Regions from separate parts of the Homo sapiens genome. Here regions 1 and 2 are each linked to region 3. Evidence: read pairs that join two places in POLR2A ChIA-PET (ENCODE). Cell type or tissue: HepG2. All regions are shown on one strand. Links, peaks and the distances in the headings refer to the core of each region. The heading gives the core; the rest is flanking DNA. Region 1 holds the start of HNF4A (hepatocyte nuclear factor 4 alpha). Region 2 overlaps R3HDML (R3H domain containing like). Region 3 overlaps HNF4A (hepatocyte nuclear factor 4 alpha).

Region 1 (7,550 bases), core at 486-2,985, 55 kb before region 3:
CGAAGTTATTTATTTATTTATTTATTTATTTATTTATTTATTTATTTTGAGATGGAGTCTCTCTCTGTTGCCCAGGCTGGAGTGCAGTGGCACGATCTTGGCTCACTGCAACCTCTGTCCCCCTGGTTCAAACGATTCTCTTGCCTCAGCCTCCCGTTTGCCACCATGCCCGGCTAATTTTTTTATTTTTGGTAGAGACGGGGTTTCACCATGTTGGTCAGGCTGGCCTCAAACTCCTGACCTCGTGATCGGTGCGCCTCGGCCTCCCAAAATGCTGGGGTTACAGGCGTGAGCCACTGCACCCGGCCCCAAAATCTAACGTTTGTTATCACTGTTGTTTTAGAAAAGAAAGGACATTTTAATGCAACCCATGCCCATCTGTAGGGGCTGAAGGTCCCTCTGAGGTGATTGATAAAGCTGAAAAAAGAGACTATGGGAAGAGAAGAGGAATATTATCAATTAGCTATTTTAGAAGCAGGGCAAACTATGAGCTAGGTATTCCTATAAGGAAATGAAATAATTTACTAAAAAACATACAGCAAGAAAATAATAGAGCTGGAGTTTTCTGATTTTTCTGAGTCCAGAATTTGTTTCACTGTTCTCATTTCAGCTCTCTCTAACAGGATGAATGACCTTGATTTCAGAATCCCCAAGCAGGTGGTGAGATCCAAAACTGAGACAAAAGAAACGGGGCTGTTCCAAAAAAAAAGCTAGGTGGCAGGTGTCTAACATGCCAGGGAGCTAAAACAGAGTGTGTGAGTTTCAGCAGCAGGTTGAATTTAGAATGGGGAAGGAGACCAGAGGAGACGCCAGACAGGATGACTTTGTCCCATTGGCCTGGAGGCAGCCCCATGTTTCTCCACCCCTCATATCACTCACCAGTTTGTAATAGTATCTTTGAATGACGATCTGATTAAGGTCCGTCTCCTCCATTAGTCCACAAGTTTCGGGGGTACATCTACTTTGCTCATTTCCATATCCCCAGAGTCTAGCACAAGGCCTGGTACATAGTAGGTGCTCAATAAATATGTTAGATGAAAGGAAGATAACACCTCTATGTACTAGCAGTGAGACTCCAGGCATGCAATTTCTCTCTGTCCTTCAGTCCCTTCATCTCAAGGTTTAATTTAAATATGGTAACGCCTGTATGCAACTCCCAGCATCCAGTAGGCACTCACTAAACACAGTTCTCCACCCTCCTTTTTTCCTCTGCCCCTCCCTCGGTTTTCCCACTACTTCCTGCATGGTGACACACCCATAGTTTGGAGCCATAAAACCCAACCCAGGTTGGACTCTCACCTCTCCAGCCCCTTCTGCTCCGGCCCTGTCCTCAAATTGGGGGGCTGATGTCCCCATACACCTGGCTCTGGGTTCCCCTAACCCCAGAGTGCAGGACTAGGACCCGAGTGGACCTCAGGTCTGGCCAGGTCGCCATTGCCATGGAGACAGCAACAGTCCCCAGCCGCGGGTTCCCTAAGTGACTGGTTACTCTTTAACGTATCCACCCACCTTGGGTGATTAGAAGAATCAATAAGATAACCGGGCGGTGGCAGCTGGCCGCACTCACCGCCTTCCTGGTGGACGGGCTCCTGGTGGCTGTGCTGCTGCTGTGAGCGGGCCCCTGCTCCTCCATGCCCCCAGCTCTCCGGCTGGGTGGGCTTGGCCATGGTCAGCGTGAACGCGCCCCTCGGGGCTCCAGTGGAGAGTTCTTACGGTAAGTGGGGCTGGGGGAAGACTGGACAGGGCGGGACTGCGGTCAGCTTTGGGAGGCCATGGGACACCTCCCCGTGTGTTTCTTACGGGCCCAAAGCTCCTCCTGGAGCTCCTCTGGAAGGGCAGGAAGCCCCACGGAGGCAATGTGACCGCTTCCCTAAGCTCTCAAGCCGGGGCATGGCCTGCTTGGTGCGAGAAGTGCTGGGAGGGGCCGAGAAGCCCTGGGGCAGAGGCTTGGCTCATTTTGTCTGTCCAGAGGCCTTCCTGGGAATGCATCTCAGGGGTCTTTCCAAAACCCCACAGAGGGTGGGGCTTGGAAGCACCGTCCTGTTTCGATGCGGGGCAAATTGAGGTCCACCAGGAGAGGCTTGCTGGGCCTAGGTCACGTTGCTGGTGCATTATCAAGCTGGGCGTGGGACCGGGCAGCTCGGTCGCTCCGCACCTCCGTTGGCTCTGGATAATGGGGAGGAGGTAGAAAGCGCCGCGCAGGGTGGAGCGTTGGAAAATGAGAATATCTTGTGCGGACGTGTGAAACTCAGATGCAGGGCTAGAAAGCATGTGTTACTGAGAGTGAAAGGCTCAGGCTCACTCCTTAGGGTGACCCCCACATTGGAAGCAACCCAATGTCCCTCAGCAGAGGGAAGACGGGTAAATAAAGCGTGAGACGTCTTTACAGTGGAATGCTATCCCATTGTTCAAGGAAACAACGCACATCTGTGTGTGACAGGGAAGAACCTCTCAGTTAAATTAAGTGAAAACGGTACACTGAAGAACTGTGTAGTTGCTGATAGCGAAACGGATATAGATGTATATATGTACACACGCGTATACGTGTACATTCCACGCATAGAAAATTCGTGGAATGACACAATAAAATTGGTGACAGGTTTGTTTCTGAGGAGGGAAATTCAAGAGAATGTTTTATCTTTTGGGGACACATTTTGGATTTTTTAAAAGTTGGGTGCCTTTTATAAACCTGTTCAAATCACACACCCGCACAGAACTTGGTCTCTGGAATCCAGCAGACCTCGGGGTCTAGTTGTGACTCTGTCACACGGCTCAACATTCACGTGCCTCTTGCTTTCTTTCTGAAGTGGAGACAGGACTAGGATGTGTCTTAAGATCATGGTGGATGCCGTGGGGAACAAGGATGTAAAGCCCTTGATACCACGTGCATTGCAAAGACACAATCAACATTTATGTCATCAATTGCTGAGGACAGAGGGCCAGGGAATGACAGAATCAGGGCCTGATCTCCTGACTCTAGTCAGGAAGAATCTTCTTTGCTTTGACCCCCATCAAACAGGAATATGTGATGCACTGGAAATGGCAGAGGCTGAAGAAACCAACAGCCTGGGAACCCATCCCACACACCAGCTGTGTGACCTTGGGCAAGACATTTCCCCTCTCTGAACCTATTTCCTCATCTGTAAAATGAAGATAACAACAGGACCTATCTCCCAGAGAGCGGGGAGATTAGAGGAGATAGCATAGAGGAGATTAAGGGTGAGGCCACCCTTAATCCACAATTTTAAGACCTGGAGTATAGATGCCAATGGATGACTTGGTTGAACCTGTGGCTAGGGGAAGACATTGTCTCTCAAAGGGGCCAGACAGCTTCTGGGGAAGGACAGCCCAGGTCATAAGGCTAAGCTAGGGGTGAACAGAAGGCCCCACAGTGTCTCTTAAAGGATGATACAATAATATAACCTGACAGCCTTTCACTGTCTCCCACGTCTCTGCACCTTGTAGGATGTCCTCATGTCTCTTCATCTCTGCTCCTGTGTCATACTCATTATATAGCAAACATTCAGCAATTATTAGAATGGTTGCTTCTATCGACAGGTAGGTGGGTGAATGGATGGATGAATGGGTTAGTGAATGTTCTACTATTATCTCTCAGACAGCTGTTTCATTTTCCAAACGGCTGTCTGAGATAAATAATATTGTAATCTCCAAGGACAGAAGAAAAAACTAAGGTTCAAGATTAAAAAAAAAACACAAACAAACAAAAAATGTCATCTGACTCGAGACTTGACACAATCCAGCTGTTGCTGGCCCTCTGCTCTAGGCCACAGATATGGCTGGACAGAGAAAGGAGAACTCCAGTGACCTTGCAGTACATCCACAAAAAATGAGCACTTTTGTCCTGGGGCAGTGGAACATTCACTGCAGTGTATGTGTGCCTATGTGTATGTGTGTGAGAGTGGCTGAAAGACCCTGATTTGATATTTTTGATAAAATACACCTGGGTTAGCATCCTAGATCTACCTTATTTAAAAAAAAAAAACAAAACAAAAAACTGTGTGGTCTTGTGAGTCAAATCATTACCCCTCTCTGAGCTTCACATGTTTTATCTGTAAAATGAGCTACTGAAGTCTGCTGGAAGGCTCCAGAAAAAAAAAAAAAAGAAAAGAAAAATTTGCTTTCTGAGAAAAGAAACAAGTGCTCCGAGGAAACAAAACCCCTCTCCCAGGCTGGGTGCAGTGGCTCACGCCTGTAATCCCAGCACTTTGGGAGGCTGAGGCGGGCAGATAACTTGAGATTAGGAGTTCGAGACCAGCCTGGCCAACATGGCAAAACCCCGTCTCTACTAAAAATACAAAAACTAGCCGGGTATGATGGCACACGCCTGTAATTCCAGCTACTTGGGAGGCTGAGGCATGAGACTCACTTGAACCTGGGAGGTAGAGGTTGCATTAAGCTGAGATCATGCCACTGCCACTCCAGCTTGGGCAGCAGAACAAGACTCTATCTCAAAAAAAACAAAACAAAACAAAAAAACAAAAAACAAACAAAAAATCTTCTTCTGGGGTTCTCTAATGGGGATAACATTAATCATCTCCTAAGATGACTATAGTAGAGGTGCATTGGTGGGTCAGGGACATGGCACATAGCAGAGCCTCAGTTAGAGGCAGAGGAAGACATGGCTGTTGTGAGGATCAAATGGAAGGATCCATGAGTGCTTAGAACAGTCCTGGGTCCAGAGCAAGCACGCAAGAAATCCTCGTTGTGGTTTCATGTTTTTGAGCTTTAGCAGGATTCTAAAGAGCTGCTCTTTGGTGTGGTGATGCTGGGTGGACTTGGCCCTCCCTGGACTTCCGGTGCTTCCACGGCACACTGGTTTTGGCTTTGCGGTTCTCGTCATCGCTCTGATCAGATAGTTGCTGGTGTGAATTGTGGTGTCTGGCTGCCCCACCAGACTATAAACTCCGTGAGTTCTGGGACCTGGGTAGTTTGTTCAGCCTTGTTTGTCTCACTATGTCTCACATGGTGACTGGCACAGAAGAAATGCTCAATAAGCATTTGTTGGATGAGTGAAATGATGGGCTTAAAACAGCGCTACAATGATGATCATCAATGTCAGCCAGATCCCACTCTCTTGCCTTCCTTCCTCTCTGCCCTCCTCACTGCGTTGTCTTTGGTCCTTGTATTTGCCCCATTATAACCCAAACTGGCTGTCCCAGCTTCAGCTGTCATGTCTGCACTTACGTGTCTGAAGCTGGAGGCAGGAGGAGAAGAGGTTTTCCTCAGTGCCCTTGTTTCTTTTATCCAAAAGCAAAACTTCCCCAGAAACCTCCTGGCAGACTCCCCTAGTTCAAGGAAAGCTGGGAAGACAAGTATGTAGTGGAAAGAGATGGGAAAGCCAAGATGGACCTAGACCAGTGATTTTTCTCTTGGGGTGTGGCACACTCCTGCTCCAAACAGAACTGAGGCTCTGGTATAAATGAGTTTCTCAGCCTCAGCACTGTTAACTTTCTGGCCTGGAAGATTCTCTGTGGTGAGGGGCTGTCCTGTGCACTGTAGGATGTTAAGCAGCATCCCTGGCCTTTACTCCCCAGATGCCAGTAACATCTCTTCCCATCAGTTTTGCCAAAGAAAAAATGTCTCCAGAAAGCCAAATGTACCCTGGGGCACATATAACCCCACTGTGTTATAGGAGAACAAGGTAGTTCTGGGGAGTGTCTACCACAATGGAGTAGAGTAGACTGTGACTCTTGTGTTGTTCTGCTTTGAGTGCCAGGATCTTGCTCAGTGCCAATCTGGTACTACCCTGAGTAACTCTGAGGATGAGATGCTAAACATGCATATCTGTGTGCTAACCTGACTCCTGGCCTTATTACTTTTCTACCCTTATTTTCCCTTTAACAAGTTTCCCTTGGTTATTTATTTTGCTTCTTTGGTAGTTGCTCATTTCCGTAAGTACCTCGAATCTCCTTAAAGGAAAGGTCTGTATCTATCTCATTCTTTTTGTTATAGTCCAGCCTTCCACAGGGCCTGATCCCATGTAGACCTTGATTGAAGATTAATTAAGTGGATGAATGAATGGGAAGATGGATGGATGAATAAATGTATGTTTAGGTGGGTGGATAGGTGAATGGACTGATGAATGAATGTGATGTGATGAATGGATGTGATAGATGGGTGGAGGGATGCATGAATGGAATAGAGGGAGAAATAGCTGGATGGATGAGACAAATGAATGAGTAACTGGGGAGATGGCTGGGTGGATAGATGGGTGGATGGATTAATAAAAAGATGTTATGGGTGGATGGTTGGGTGTGGAGGATGATGCATGGATGGGTAAGTAGATGGATGGAAAGATATGTAGGTGCATGTGATAAATGGATGAATAAGTAGCTGGATAGATGGGTAGGTGGTTAGGGGAAGGATGGATGGACAAATGATGTGATGAGTGGGTTGATGAAAAGATGGATGAATGGATGGATAAGAAGGGGTGGGCTGAGGTAGCCTGGAATAGCAGCATCTTCAAGTGCTCTAAACAGGACAAGTGAAGAGATAGGGGATGTCAACAATCTTCCATCAGGGCAATACTGTATATCTGTTTTTAAGTGCCAGGTGAGCCTAATTTTTCCTAGCTATGTAGGCCTAGTCCCTTTGACCAATAGCATCAGCTTGAGGACAGATCAGAGGCCATTGTCGGAGACAGTTTGGTGATGTGGCTCTGCCCCTTGAAGCTCTATGATGATGGTGCTTTGCTTCACTTCTCTGGTCCTCAGTTTCTTCACCCATCAAATGAGCCTTGGTTGTTGTGAAGATTCCATGAGCTAATGAAAGAGAAAAGGTAATAGAAGCTATAACAAACATGCCGTGTCCTTGTGAAGGGTGGATAGGCCCAAAATCGAGTAGGACCCCAGATGCTGGCTGGCTATGGGACCGTGTCCAATATCAGGCTATGGCTGTTCCCACCCTTCATTCTTAAAATATGGCCCCTCTCCAGCCCTTCCCCTATCTCCCCTCCCACATCACCTTCCCATCCTACGTCAATTCAGTCTTCAGCCCCTATGATTCACAAACCTGGTTGCACATAGGAAACTTTTTAAAACAATTTTGGGGCTCCACTCCAGACCCAGTGAATCAGTCTCCTGGGGTGAGTTCCAAGAGTCTGTAATTTTTTGAGCTCCTTGTGTGACTTAGGGTATGCAGTTCAGTTGAGGTATGGAAACCATTGCCTTACTTTCTCCCATTTAGTAAACAGAGGAACTAAATATCCAGAGTGCATCTTGCCTCAACCCAGAAGCCTCCCGTATTCATTAATTCATTGTTCATTTGTTCATTTCTTCAACAATCTTCCACTGGAGGCTTATGGTATTTAAGACATTTTGTAAGGCACTGGGGAAACACAGGAGGATAAAACTTTGCTTCACGTGGTGGCTCATGCCTGTAATCCCAGCACTTTGGGAGGCCAAGGTGGGTGGATCACCTGAGGTCAGGAGTTAGAGACCAGGTAGAGGCAGAGGTTGCAGTGAGCCAAGATCACGCCACTGCACTCTAGCCTGGCGACAGGAGTCAGACTATGTCTCAAAACCAAACCA
Region 2 (7,550 bases), core at 5,020-7,519, 59 kb before region 3:
CAGCCTCCCGAGTAGCTGGGATTACAGGCGTCTGCCACCACGCCCAGCTAATTGTTGTATTTTTACTAGAGACAAGGTTTCGCCATGTTGGCCAGACTGGTCTCAAACCCCTAACCTCAGGTGATCTGCCCGCATCGGCCTCCCAAAGTGCTGGGATTACAGGAGTGAGCCACTGCGCCTGGCCTATTTTCTCTTCTTTTTTTGAGACAAGGTCTCCCTCTGTTGCCCAGGCTGGAGTACAGTGGCACAATCACAGCTCACTACAGCCTCGACTGGCTGGGCTCAAGTAACCCTCCTCACTTCAGCCTCTCAAGTAGCTGGGACTACAGGTGAATGCCACCATGCCTCGCTAATTTTTTGTAGAGACGGTGTCTCACTATGTTGCCCAGGCTGGTCTTGAACTCCTAGGCTCAAGCAGTCCTCCTTCCAAGGTCTCCCAAAGTGCTGGGATTACAGGCGTGAGCCACCCTACCCAGCCCAATAATCCTTTTCCTTTACCCAAGTTTGAGAATCACTGGGAAATAGACAGGATTGACACAGGTGGAAAGACAGTGTTGCTGAAGTCAGTAGTGGAGAATGTGGCTTACATCTGCCAATACACCAGCCAACTAGGCTTACAAATATCTCACTACTGAATTAGACCTACACATCCAGTGGCAGGTAACACTGGATAGCCAAAGGCCCCTTCTTAGAAGTACAGTGCCAGCCCTCTAAGCTTACGACAAGAAAAATACAGCCAAGAACACATGCTCCCTGCAGGCAGGCAGATCCCAAAGAAAAGGAAGGAGGAATGAGTGTGCTTAGCTTCTCCAGTTTGCTGGGTGGGAGAGTTTAGGAGATGCCTGCATACAAGCCTCTTGGAAACAGGGAGCAAGCGTAATGAAACTTGCAGACGTTCCAGATTCTCATAGAAAAACAAGAACAGGCCAGGAGCAGTGTCTTACACCTGCAATCCCAGCACTTTGGGGGGCTGAGGCGAGTGAATCACCTGAGGTTAGGAGTTTGAGACCAGCCTGGCCAACATGGCAAAACCTCGTGTCTACCAAAAATACCAAAATTAGCTGGGCATGGTGGCGCGTGCCTGTAATCCCAGCTACTTGGGAGGCTGAGGCAGGAGAATCGCTTGAGCCTCAGAAGTGGAGGTTGCAGCGAGCTGAGATCACACCACTGCATTCCAGCCTGGGCAACAGAGCAAGACTCCGTCTCAAACAACAACAACAACAAAAACAAAACAAGAACAAATTCTAAGTAAACATGATATTTAGAATTTCTTTTTTTCTTTTTTCTTTTTTTTTTGGGGGGGGACGAGGTCTTGCTCTGTCGCCCAGGCTGGAGTGCAATAGCCAGATCATAGCTCACTGCAGCCTCCAACTCCTGGGTTCAAGCAATCCTCCCGCCTCACCCTCCTGAGTAGCTGGGAGTACAGGCATGCACCATTACACCTGGCTAATTTTTAACATTTTTGTAGAGATGGGGGGCTCATTATGTTGCCTAGGCTGGTCTTGAACTCCTGGCCTCAAGCAATCTCCCTACTTGGACTCCCAAAGTGCTGGGATTATAGGTGTGAGCCACCCACCGTGCCTGCCCTAGAATTCCAAAATTATATAATAACCACATTTTACTGTCACATAGCCTTTAATCATTTACAAACTACTTTCACACTATCTCATTGAAGAGATGAAAGAAAGAAGGAAAAAGGGGGGAACCCTAGGAGGACATTCTTTTTACAAATTAAGAAATTGAGGCTCAGGCAGGTTGAGTAATTTACCAAATGTCACAAAGCCAACAAGTAGTAGAGCTGGTTCAGAAGAATCAGTCTTTTGATTCCAAATTCCAAATTCTTTCTATTGTATTATTCTGATGTTCTTGAAGTCATTAGTAGCCTGAAACAAATTCTCAAAACAGGATACTTGTTATTTGTTAGAAATGGCATCTATTGACAATGTGTCACGTTACAGCCCAGCTTTATCAGAGACAGAAAAATACAAGAAACCAAATTTCATTACAAATAGCGTCTAATTTTTTTTTTTTTTTTTTTTTTTTTGGAGGCAGGGTCTTGCTGTGTTACCTAGGCTCGGAAGTACAGTGGCATGGTCACAGCTCACGGCAGCCTCAACCTCCCAGGCTCAAGTTTTCTAGTTTGTTTGTTGACATATCAAATGTTTGAAGCATTGAGTGTTATCAGTATAGTTGTTAAGATTTTTAGCCTCTGGGGCCAAGACTACCAGGGTTCAAATGTGTGATCTTACTTAACTTCTCTACTCCTGTTTCTTCATCTGCAAAATGGGAATAAAATAATACCCAATCTTGGAATTGAGTGAGATAACACAGGTAATGCCCCCAGGCTCATAAGTGGGAAATACAGATTGGTTACTATTGTTATTACCAGGCCTAGGTTTGATTCCCCTCTGCAATGCATCTACTAAGCATTTGAATACATCATTTTATCTTGACAGGCTTCGGCCTTCCCCTTCCCCTTCCTTTCTTTCCTTCCCCTTTCCTTTTCCCTTTTTCCTTTCCCTTTTCCCCTTTCTCCTTTTCCCTTTCTCCTTTCCTTTCCTTTCCTTTCCTTTCCTTTCCTTTCTTTTCTTCTGTCCAGCTCTGTCACCCAGGCTGGAGTGCAGTGGCAGAATCTCAGCTCTGCAACCTCCACGTTCCTGGTTCGAGCAATCCTCACACCACAGCCTCCCCAGTAGCTGGGACTACAGGCGTTCACCACCACACCTGGCTTATGTTTTGTTTTTTGTTTTTGTTTTTTGTAGAGACGGGGGTCTCGCCATGTTGCCCAGGCTAGTCTGGAACTCCTGGGCTCAAGCAATCTGCCCACCTCAGTCTCCCAAAGTGCTGGGACTACAGGCACGAGCCACCAAGCCCAGCCCCTTTAAGGTAAATGCTACCTGCTCACAGAATTTAAGGATTAAAATATAATGTGAGGCCAGGTGTGGTGGCTCACGCCTGTAATCCCAGCACTCTGAGAGGCCGAGGCAAGTGGATCACCTGAGGTCAGGAGGTCGAGACCAGCCTGGCCAACATAGTGAAATCCCATCTCTACTAAAAGCACAAAAATTAGTCGGGCATGGAGGTGCGTCCCTGAGGCAGGAGAATCGCTTGAACCCGGGAGGCGGAGTCTGCAGTGACCTGAGATCATGCCACTGCACTCTAGCCTGGGCGACAATGCGAGACTCTATCTCAAAGTAAAATAAAATAAAATAAATAAAATAAAATAAAATAAAATAAAATAAAATAAAATAAAAATAGCCTCTGTGGTGCCTTGCCCATAGTACATGCTAAATAAATGGTGGCCATGACTAGAACCAAGTTATAAACTCTTGGGCATGGGAAATCGACCGTTTTCATTTCTATATCCTTCTACTATAGTGATTGCAATCCTTTGTTTTTTTAAGCAGAACTTTTTTCTAAGTGGTTAAATTAAACAAAAAAAGAACTCCATGTCATCCCAGGTATCACCACCACCCACTCTCCCCGCCCCCAAACTTCTGAGAGCACCTTTTGAGAACTGTGGACTGACAGCAGCCGGCACAAATCCTGATGTTCAATAGGTGCTCCAGAAGTGTTTGTTGAATGACTAAATGATTGAATGAGTCCTGTTAGGAAACCAGAAGTGAGTATTTTTCTGAGCACTTCAGCTGATTTCACTCATGGTCACTCAACAATCACGTTTGGAGAAAAAAGATTATATTTCTGCTCAAAGGTGTGTTCATTTAAGGTGAGAAAACAAGGCACTGGGGCTTGGCAAAGAATGCCACAGGCCAGTGGTGAGATTATTAGGCAGCCATGAGCAAGAGCTGGAGGAACAATTTTAGGCTTTGAAAGGAGAAAGAGGGAGAAAAAGGCTGGGCGCGGTGGCTCACGTCTGTAATTCCAGCACTTTGGGAGGCCAAGGTGGGCAGATCACTTGAGGTCAGGAGTTCGAGACCAGCCTGGCCAACATGGTGAAACCCTGTCTGTACTAAAAATACAAAAATTAGCCAGGTGTGGTGGCACATGCCTATAATCCCAGCTACTCAGGAGGCTGAGGCACGAGAATTGCTTGAACCCAGGAGGCGGAGGCTGCAGTGAGCCAAGATCGCACCATTGCATTCCAGACTGGGTGACAGAGCGAGACTCCCTCTCAGAACAAAACAAACAAAAAGAATAAGAAAATCAACCCTTACAAGGGAGCCACTAATTAACTAGGCACAGTGCTAGGTGCATACATACATGTGATCTTTGCTGAATTCCTTAGAGAGAGAGGAGGCTCTTCTCTTGGTTTTACAGGAGAAACCAAGGCTTACAGGTTGGGCACAGTGGCTCATGACTGTAATCTCAGCACTTTGGGAGGCTGAGGCAGGAGGACTGCTTGAGTCCAGAAGTTTGAGACCAGCCTGAGCAGTATAGGGAGACCCCCCATCTCTGCAAATAAATAAAAAATTAGCTGGGCATGGTAGCATGTGCCTGTAGTCTTAGCTACTCAGAAGACTGAGCTGAGTTGGGAGGATTGCTTGAGCCCAGGACGTCAAGGCTGCAGTGAGCTATGGGTGACAGAGCAAAACAAAATAAATAAATAAATAAATAAAGGAAAGAAAAAAAAGAAACCAAGGCTTGCAGATGTGACTTGCCCCAGGTCCCCAGGGCTGGTCAGTGGCAGCGCTGAGATCTGGACATCTGTGTGAAGGTTACTCACCTAATGCTCCTCTGTCTCCCTGGGTCCTTTTCTCTTCCAGGGGCAACTGGATTGGCGAGTCCCCGTACAAGATGGGAAAGCCGTGCTCCTCCTGTCCCCCCAGTTATCAAGGCAGCTGCAATAGCAACATGTGCTTCAAGGGGCTGAAATCCAACAAGTTCACGTGGTTCTGAATTTTCTCTGGGCTTTGGTGCGCCTCCAGCTGGGCCTGACCCTCCATGTCCTGCCCTCAAAAAACTGGGTGGAGAAATAATTGTTTCTTTAAAGGATATGAGTTAGAATCACCCCCTGTTGAATTTTCCCTCCTAGATCCCCTTCTTAAATGTCCAACATGGGTCAAAAGAAAATGACCTCCTTGCCTTCCTTCTTTCCTAGTTGCATCTTTCTTTTCTTGGGCCTCTGGGAAAGAGCCCTGCATCTTTCATTAATTCGGTTCTCAGAGAACCAAGGCTGGAAGGCATAGAACTGGCACCTTGGGACCAGGCATAATGGCTCACACCTATAATCCCAGTATTTTGGGAGGCTGAGGTGGGAGAATCACTTGAGTCCTGGAGTTGGAGAACAGCCTGGAAAGCCTGGCGATACCCCATCTCTATTTAGAAACAAACAAACAAACAAATAAAAAACCTGGCACCTCGGTTTTGTAACTCTCAGGCTTTGTCAAACCCAAATGACTTTGTCCATCCAATGAAAGGAATTCCACTGGGTGCGGCGGCTCACACCGGTAATCCCAGCACTTTGGGAGGCTGAGGCAGGTGGATCACCTGAGGTCAACAGTTCGAGACCAGCCTGGCCAACATGGTGAAACTCTGTCTCTACTAAAAATACAAAAATTAGCCAGGAGTGGTGGCTCGCGCCTATAATCGCAGCTACTCGGGAGGCTGAGGCAGGAGAATCGCTTGAACCTAGGAGGCGGAGGTTGCAGTGAACAGAGATCCAGCGACTGCATTCCAGCCTGAGGACAGAGTGAGACTCTGTCTCTAAAAAAAAAAAAAAAAAGAAAGAAAGAAAGGAAACCCGCTTTCATTCGTCTCATAACAGTCAACCAGTTTCTGGGCAGTCTTTGAGGACTCGTGATTCGCTCCCTGAGTTGGGCACATTTCAGGCCCATGATTTTGAAAAACATTGAAATTGGCTTGTGGACATCCGCCCCCCCACCCCCACTGCATGGTACTGGAGCCACGACAGAGTCCAGGCCCCCCTTTTTACAGATGGGTACACTGAGGCTCAGAGCAGGGTGTAACTTACCCAGAGCTGCACAGCTTGTCTTTGATGGCCAAGGTTAGAGCTCAGTCTCTCACAGCTCCTTCCTGCTTCCTCGGCTCTCAGAACTGAGAAGTGAAAACCAAAGTTGGCCTGAGGGGACTCTCTCTGGGCCTTTTTTTCTCTATCTCTGCCTCGGTCTCTCTCTCTTTTGTCTACTGTCCGTTCTATCTCTGCCTGTTTTTGTTTTGGTCTCTGCATCTCTGATTCTTTTTCTCCCATATAATCTTACTCTCATTCCAATAAACCATTTCCCCTCTCCCCCCACCATCCCACCCAGGGATCATAGCACACAAAAGTCCTTTTGTCTCCAGAGATAGTAAAATCTCCTCCCTCAGACCTTGCCCTGCAGCTGGGGCCCACTCCCTGCCTGGCTGGAGAGCTTTTCCTTTGAAGACCCGGGATGGAAAACAGGCCCTTTTCCATGGAGTCCCTACGTTGTCCTGGATGGAATGAATTTTCTCATCCTGTGCATGTCACCCCCTCCCATTCCACCCCCAATAAAGTCTTTTGAGATCCAGTGTAGTGGCTCTTTCTGGTCCCTCCCTCTCTTGGCTCCCAAGAGGGTCAAAACACAAGGAATGGGAACTGGGTGGGGGAAGATGGGTGAGAGGAAAACCAGCTCAACTGGAAGACCAGGGGAAGGAACTAACAGCGCTTTGGGCCCCGCTCTGCAGAAGGCTAGATCAATGCACAAGTGCATGCACGTATACTATTGCTCCACTTTACAGATGAGATAAATGAGGCATGGGGTGAGTACTAGCTTCCAAATGCTGGAAATGAGTGAAATAAGAGAATTAAGAGGTTGGGCGTGGTGGCTCATGCCTGTAATCCCAGCACTTTGGGAGGCCAAGGCGGCAGATAGCTTGAGGCCAGGAGTTCAAGACCAGTCTGGGCAACACAGTGAAACCCTGTCTCTACTAAAATTACAAAAATTAGCCAAGCATGGTGGGGCACGCCTGTAATCCCAGCTACTCAGGAGGCTGAGACACCAGAATTGCTTGAACCCAGGAAGTGAAGGTTGCGGTGAGCCAAGACTGCACCACTGCACTCCAGCCTGGGTGACACAGCAAGTCTGTGTCTCAAAAAAAAAAAAAAAAAGAGAGAGAGAATTAAGGACACTGTTGTGAGTTCATTGTTCTTAGACTATATCTTTCCTACTTTATTTTTTGGAATGGGCTCTCGAAGGCAGTATCAGAAATGGAAAACCGAAGAGATCACGTGGAATTCCCACCTTACAGTGGCACTTTTGGCTTGTCTCTTCCCTGGCACAGTGGCTCATACCTGTAATCCCAGCACTTTGGGAGGCCAAGGAAGGTGGATCACCTGAGTTCAGGAGTTCCAGACCAGCCTGACCAACATGGTGAAACCCCGTCTCTACTAAAAATACAAAATTAGCCAGGCGTGGTGCTGTGTGCCTGTAATCCCAGCTACTTGGGAGGCTGAGGAAGGAGAATCGCTTGAACCCAGGAGGCGGAGGTTAAAGTGAGCCGAGATGGCGCCATTGCACTCCAGCCTGGACAACAAGAGCAAAACTCTGTCTCAGAAAAAAAAAAAAAAAAAAAAGAACAGATTTAATGAAACTTCTTGAATCCCAGTTTTT
Region 3 (5,252 bases), core at 2,091-4,590:
ACCCATCCTGGACAAAGGAGGAGAAGACCAGAGCACAACATTTATTAAGGTCTTGCCAGGCTTCCTGCTACCAGCAGGTATCAGTCACTGGGCTGTGCTTTTTCCACACTTCAGTAGGTTGGGTTCATTTCATTTTCATGACAACCCTATATGGGAAAATGTTGTGAAAATGAAATGAGCCCAGCCCATTGAACCTATTACAATTCCTCCCTTTTTGTGGATGAAGGAACTGAGGCCCACAATGGTTAAGCAACTTGCCTAGGGCCCCACAACTGATCCTTGGAAGATCTGAAGTCCCAGAGCTTCTGCTATTTGGACCACACTTCAGCACTGTCTATTATTTTATGCTCTCCAGATACCAGGGACATTTAAAATTGTTTTCAGCCCAAGCAAGGGAAGCAAAAATCTTTTAACTGCTTTAAAGTAACTTGAGGCCAGGCGCAGTGAATCAGGCCTGTAATCCCAGCACTTTGGGAGGCCGAGGCAGGCAAATCATTTGAGGTCAAGAGTTCGAGACCATCCTGACCAACATGGTAAAACCCCGTCTCTACTAAAAATACAAAAAAATTAGCTGGGCGTGGTGGTGCATGCCTGTAGTCCTAGCTACTCGGAAGGCTGAGGCAGGAGAATTGCTTGAACCCAAGAGGAGGCGGTTGCAGTGAGCTGAGATCATGCCACTGCACTCCAGACTGGGCAAGACAGCGAGACTCTCTCAAAAAAAATAAAAAAGTAACGAGTTCATTTTCGAATCTCTTCATTTCCTGCTCCTCTAAACTCAACCTTTCCCAGCTCTGCGACTAGTCCCAGACCTTCCCTTCTAGCCCACAGTTGTGCCGTACCAGCCAAACCTTGGTCTAGTCCTGCTAGTTCGGTACAAACACCCCTCACCCCCATCACCCCAGCACACCCCAGAAGCAGGAACGTAGGACCCAGCTTGCTCCAGGGCCCACTGAGAAGGAGGGGAGGGGAGGCTTTGGTAGACTCTCTTTCCCCTGTATCTGCTCCTGGCCCCCTGTTTTCTCTGCCCCCTCCCTTGGAAATATCTTCTATGTCTCATCCTTATGGGACCTTAGTCTGGGCTCATGAGCTGTCTTGGAAAATCTGGGCTTGCTGATCCCGATGCAGGAGTGGGTGGTCCCCAAGGCCTGCTCTGAACGCTGCAATTCTAACATCTAGATATCAGTGGTTCTCCAAGGGCAAGAGGGGCTTTTTAAGCTGCAAATACTCCCTCCTCTCCCAAACCCAGTTTTCAATGGGGTTAAGCCTGTCTCATCCACTTCAACTTCCATTTTGTGGACTGGGAAAGATTATGAATGGGAACCTGATGCATGTGTGAACAGTTGGAGGCAAGAAAAAGATTGAGAACTACAGTCTAAGGTTCCAACATTTCTGTGGTTGTATTAGTCAGTGATTCCATTATCCCAAAAGCCTAAGATTTTAGGCACTATGATTCCTCATAGGTGTCATCCAGAGGGCACTGTGTTTGAGAGAACAGCTCTCTCACAGTGAAAGTTCAGGTCTGTGACAGGCAGATGGGAGAGGGGTTGGCAGCCCTCCTGAGTGGATGGCTACCCACCTCCACTGCGTGTGGCCTGGTCCTGCGTGTGGTCAGTTGTTATAAATGTCTTTTATTAGACATCCAGAGTCATTTTCACTTGTGTAATTTAGGGACATTTCTGTCTCTTCTGGGCTCTAGTTTTCCCATCTATAAAATGAGGACATTGGATAATGAACCCTTCAGCCCTATGAGTCTCGCTCCTCACTCCCTGACCTACCTGCACAAGTCACACTGCCCACTAGGATGGGTGTGTTTGTTCCCTGGTCCCTTCTTTTTTTTTTTTTTTTAGATGGAATTTCGCTCTTGTTGCCCAGGCTGGAGTGCAATGGCAGTATCTCGGCTCACTGCAACCTCCACCTCCTGGGTGTGAGTGATTCTCCTGCCTCAGCCTCCCAAGTAGCTGGGATTACAGGCATGTGCCACCACACCTGGCTAATTTTGTATTTTTAGTAGAGACAGGGTTTCACCATATTGGCCAGGCTGGTCTGGAACCCCTGACCTCAGGTGATCCGCCTCGGCCTCCCAAAGTGCTGGGATTATAGGCATGAGCCACTGCGCCCGGCCCCTGGCCCTTTCTTGAGCTGCTGCAAAGCCAGCAAACCCCTTACTAGGCTCCTGGAAGGGGGATGAGAGCCCCAGACCATTCAGCCTTAGCTCAGCCTTGAAAATAGCTGCTTGCTTCCTGGCCCAGGGAAACGGACATGCTGCCCGGAGGATAGGAGAGTTGGCTGATGGCGAGTGAGCGTGGGTTAGTCGATGCTAGTGTTTGTTTACATGCCTGGGTTACCTGGAAGATCATGACACATGCAGTCACTTGGTTGTTTTGAGAACGGGCCAGAGTGACAAAGTGTTCAGTTGCCACTGTGGTCAAGCCATAGGAAATGAGGGTATTCCTAGCTGTGCCTGTCTTCTAGGCCCCACCACCCCTCCTCAGCCTGCTGGGAAGCTCCCAAAGCCAAAAGAAAGTCTCGGTGGAAGTCTCACTGGCCAGGAGAGTTGGGACAAGTTTTTATTTCTTTTTCTTGATGACCTTAGGAGAATTTGAGGACTGAAACCCTAAAATAGTCCCTGAGAACCAGAAAGTGTGAGCTGGAAAGGTAGGATTTCAAGACCAGCTGAGTCTATAAGAGGTCATCAAATCTACCTGCTCCCCACTTTACAGAAGAGGACACTGAGGCTAGAGAGGTGATGTGACGGGTCAGGGGTGGAGTCAGGTCTAGAACTCAGGCTCCCCAGAGCTGAGCAGACACCAAGCTCCCTGGAGTGAAACTTGCAGTGATCAGCTTGGGAGGCACATTTCTTGATCTAGATGGCTGAAACTTTCTCTCGACCACAGAGAGGGGCTTCAGGTCTCATGGGCCTATAAGTCTCTGCCACAGGATAGTCCACCATGGCTGGAAGGGGCTCCCTGGAAGGCCAAAGAATCCAGGGAGAACCCTGGGGGTCAGTGGGCCAACAGCAGGTCAAGAATTCTTTCCTGCAACCGAAAGCCAGGGAGACAGACACCTGCCTTGGCCTAAGCTGTCAGGCCCAGGACAAATATTCGGCTCCTGGCATCAAAAACCCAGCCCAGAAAGCGGACCCAGAGTTGCAGGAGGTGAGCGTAGGTGATGGGCCAGGGGCCATCTGAAGAGGCCTTCCTCGGAAGCCCCTGCCCTGCTCCCCACAGCCCCCTACCCAGGAGTTCCCTGGGAAGACAGGCTCATCACCTCTCCGCCTCTGCCCAGGTCGGTTAATATTCAATAGAAGTTACATTAGGTCCCCGACCCTGCTAATACTGAGCAAACATTTGGAAAACATCATTCCGTGACTGAGCTCGCGCCGGGCACTGATAACGCCCGCCTAACCTTGAGGAGCCCTATCCGCAGCTGCTGACAGCAGCCCTTTCATTCCGCCCGCCGGCCACTCGGCGCCCTGATGGGTGGGTGCGGGTGCTGGCAGGAGGCTGCCGTGGGAGGGGTGTGGGCGGGTGGGGTGGACGGCCCGGTCAGGGAAGCCGTGCTCTGAGCTGGCCCCGTCCACATGGTGGTCTGAGAGGAGGTTGCTTGCCTCTGGACTTCTGTTCTATCCACTGACTCCCGGGCTCAAGTGCAAAGGATTTGACTTTTATTCTCTGATTTTAACAATGTGTCAACATCAAGAGAAAGTTGAATAGCTGGGGTGTCAATGTTCCCTGGAGAAATAGGGTTCTTATAAGAATTAGAGTTTATGACCAGGTGTGGTGCCTCGCACCTGTAATCCCAGCATTTTGTGAGGCTGAGTGGATCACTTAAAGCCAGGTTTTCGAGACCAGCCTGGGCAACCTAATGAGACCCCGTCTCTCAAAAAAAAAAAAAAATTTAGCCAGGCGTGGTGGCACACGCCTATAATCCCAGCTATTCGGGAGGCTGAGGCAGGAGGATCGCTTGAGCCCAGGAGGTTGAGGCTGCAGTGAGCTATGATTGCACCACTGCAGTCCAGCCTGGGCAACAAAATGAGACCCCATCTCGAAAAAAAAAAAGAAAAAGAATTAGAGCTTGTCTCTTCCAATGCCTTCGTTCTCTCACTGCACAAATATTCATTGAGTACCTACTGTGAACCAGGCCCTGTTCTGGTGGCTGGGACTACAGCAGTGAACTAGAGGGATGGAGTTTTGGCCTTCTGAAGCTTTCCTTCTCAGAGAGAGACAGATAGTAAAGGAAGTAACAAATAATTCTACAATAAGTGACTTGAAGAAAAATAAAGCATGGGGGGCAGGGCCAGGGTGGGAGTCATGTTGTGTTAGACAGGGTGGCTGGAGAGGGTGTCTGAAAGGCGACATTTGTGCAGAGGCAGGAGTGAAATGAAGATGCTGCTGCGCTGTGCAGGAAAGGGAACCCCAGGCAGTGACCACAGCAGCCTACAAGCGTGCGGATGCGTCCAGGTGGGGAGGCGGGTTTTCGCGGACAGAGTGTGTAGGGGGAAGCCGGTAAAAGGTGCGATCCGAGAGGAGAGGAAGGGCCCTGGGGACTTGTGAGGTTGGAAGGCACTGGTTTTGAGCAGCAGGCGACATGACTTGAACGGATCCCTCTGTCTCTGAGAGGAACACAGACTGCAGGCGCAAGGCAGAAGCAGAGCCCAGGAGGAGGCTGATCTAATCCAGGAGAGACAGCGGGCCTGGGAGCAGGGAGGGAGCAGCAGGTCTGTTTGTCAGGATCACGACAGCACTGGGGTGTGAGGGGAAGCCAAGGAAGGTGGCCAGGCTTGATGCCAGTCCCTGAGACGAGAAAGAGTGCAGGGAGCCGGCTGGCAGGGAAATGCCTACGGGTAGGGAAACTGAGCCCCAGAGAGAGGCTGCGATTGCCACCGGCACACAGAGTGGCAGGTTCCAGACAGGAAGCCGGGTCTGGTGCAGCTTCAACCTCCCTCCTTTCTGAATCAGCCAAGCCTCATTCCACAGTGAGGCCTCTTGGACTCCAAGGGCTATCCCATCCACTGTCGGGATGGTGGAAGGATCATCTTCTATCTCAGGCCAGGACTGACCCAGATGGGAGCAGGCAGTGGAGCCTGGGGCCCCGGTGGGCGTAGGCTCCAGATCCCTCAGTGCCTGGAACAGAGCAGCAGTGGGAGGGAGGGAGACAGCGCCTGGCCTTGCTGATGCTGAGGTTAGTCTGGAGTACATGCAGCTCCTGCTGATGGACAAAACCATCAAGGCAGTTGGAGCCCCCAGATCCTC

Evidence for each region. ChIA-PET counts read pairs that join two places held together with the same protein. Peaks named below come from ENCODE experiments on the same cell type or tissue, not always from the same donor. Only the 100,000 strongest peaks of a DNase experiment are listed, where the experiment ranks them.
Region 1: POLR2A ChIA-PET joins it to region 3 with 11 read pairs; 5 of 35 experiments call an interaction of 5 or more read pairs at or near these places.
Region 2: POLR2A ChIA-PET joins it to region 3 with 14 read pairs; 5 of 35 experiments call an interaction of 5 or more read pairs at or near these places.

Annotation. Positions count from the first base shown.
Region 1 is chr20:44,354,140-44,361,689 of GRCh38, forward strand. HNF4A (hepatocyte nuclear factor 4 alpha) reads left to right here and starts at 1,560. Exons shown (of 10, transcript NM_175914.5): 1 at 1,560-1,714. The coding sequence starts at 1,666. It overlaps R3HDML-AS1 (R3HDML antisense RNA 1), which reads right to left and starts at 1,103. Exons shown (of 4, transcript NR_184036.1): 1 at 880-1,103. HNF4A-AS1 (HNF4A antisense RNA 1) reads right to left here. Exons shown (of 3, transcript NR_172878.1): 3 at 2,605-6,782. In HepG2, for the core only: no CTCF peak of the experiment used is centred there; DNase peaks (open chromatin) are centred at 1,222 and 1,512; H3K4me3 peaks cover 1,996 bases.
Region 2 is chr20:44,345,936-44,353,485 of GRCh38, forward strand. It overlaps R3HDML (R3H domain containing like), which reads left to right. Exons shown (of 5, transcript NM_178491.4): 5 at 4,725-5,303. The coding sequence ends at 4,857. It overlaps R3HDML-AS1 (R3HDML antisense RNA 1), which reads right to left. Exons shown (of 4, transcript NR_184036.1): 2 at 5,933-6,015; 3 at 4,685-4,921; 4 at 1,617-1,883. Among named protein-coding and RNA genes, the nearest start is that of R3HDML-AS1, 5.5 kb to the right of the region's middle. RefSeq lists an enhancer at 7,096-7,550. In HepG2, for the core only: no CTCF peak of the experiment used is centred there; a DNase peak (open chromatin) is centred at 6,316; H3K4me3 peaks cover 660 bases.
Region 3 is chr20:44,408,011-44,413,262 of GRCh38, forward strand. The region is part of intron 3 of HNF4A (hepatocyte nuclear factor 4 alpha); the gene reads left to right. It overlaps MIR3646 (microRNA 3646), which reads left to right and starts at 110; the gene lies at 110-193. In HepG2, for the core only: no CTCF peak of the experiment used is centred there; DNase peaks (open chromatin) are centred at 2,341 and 3,371; H3K4me3 peaks cover 311 bases.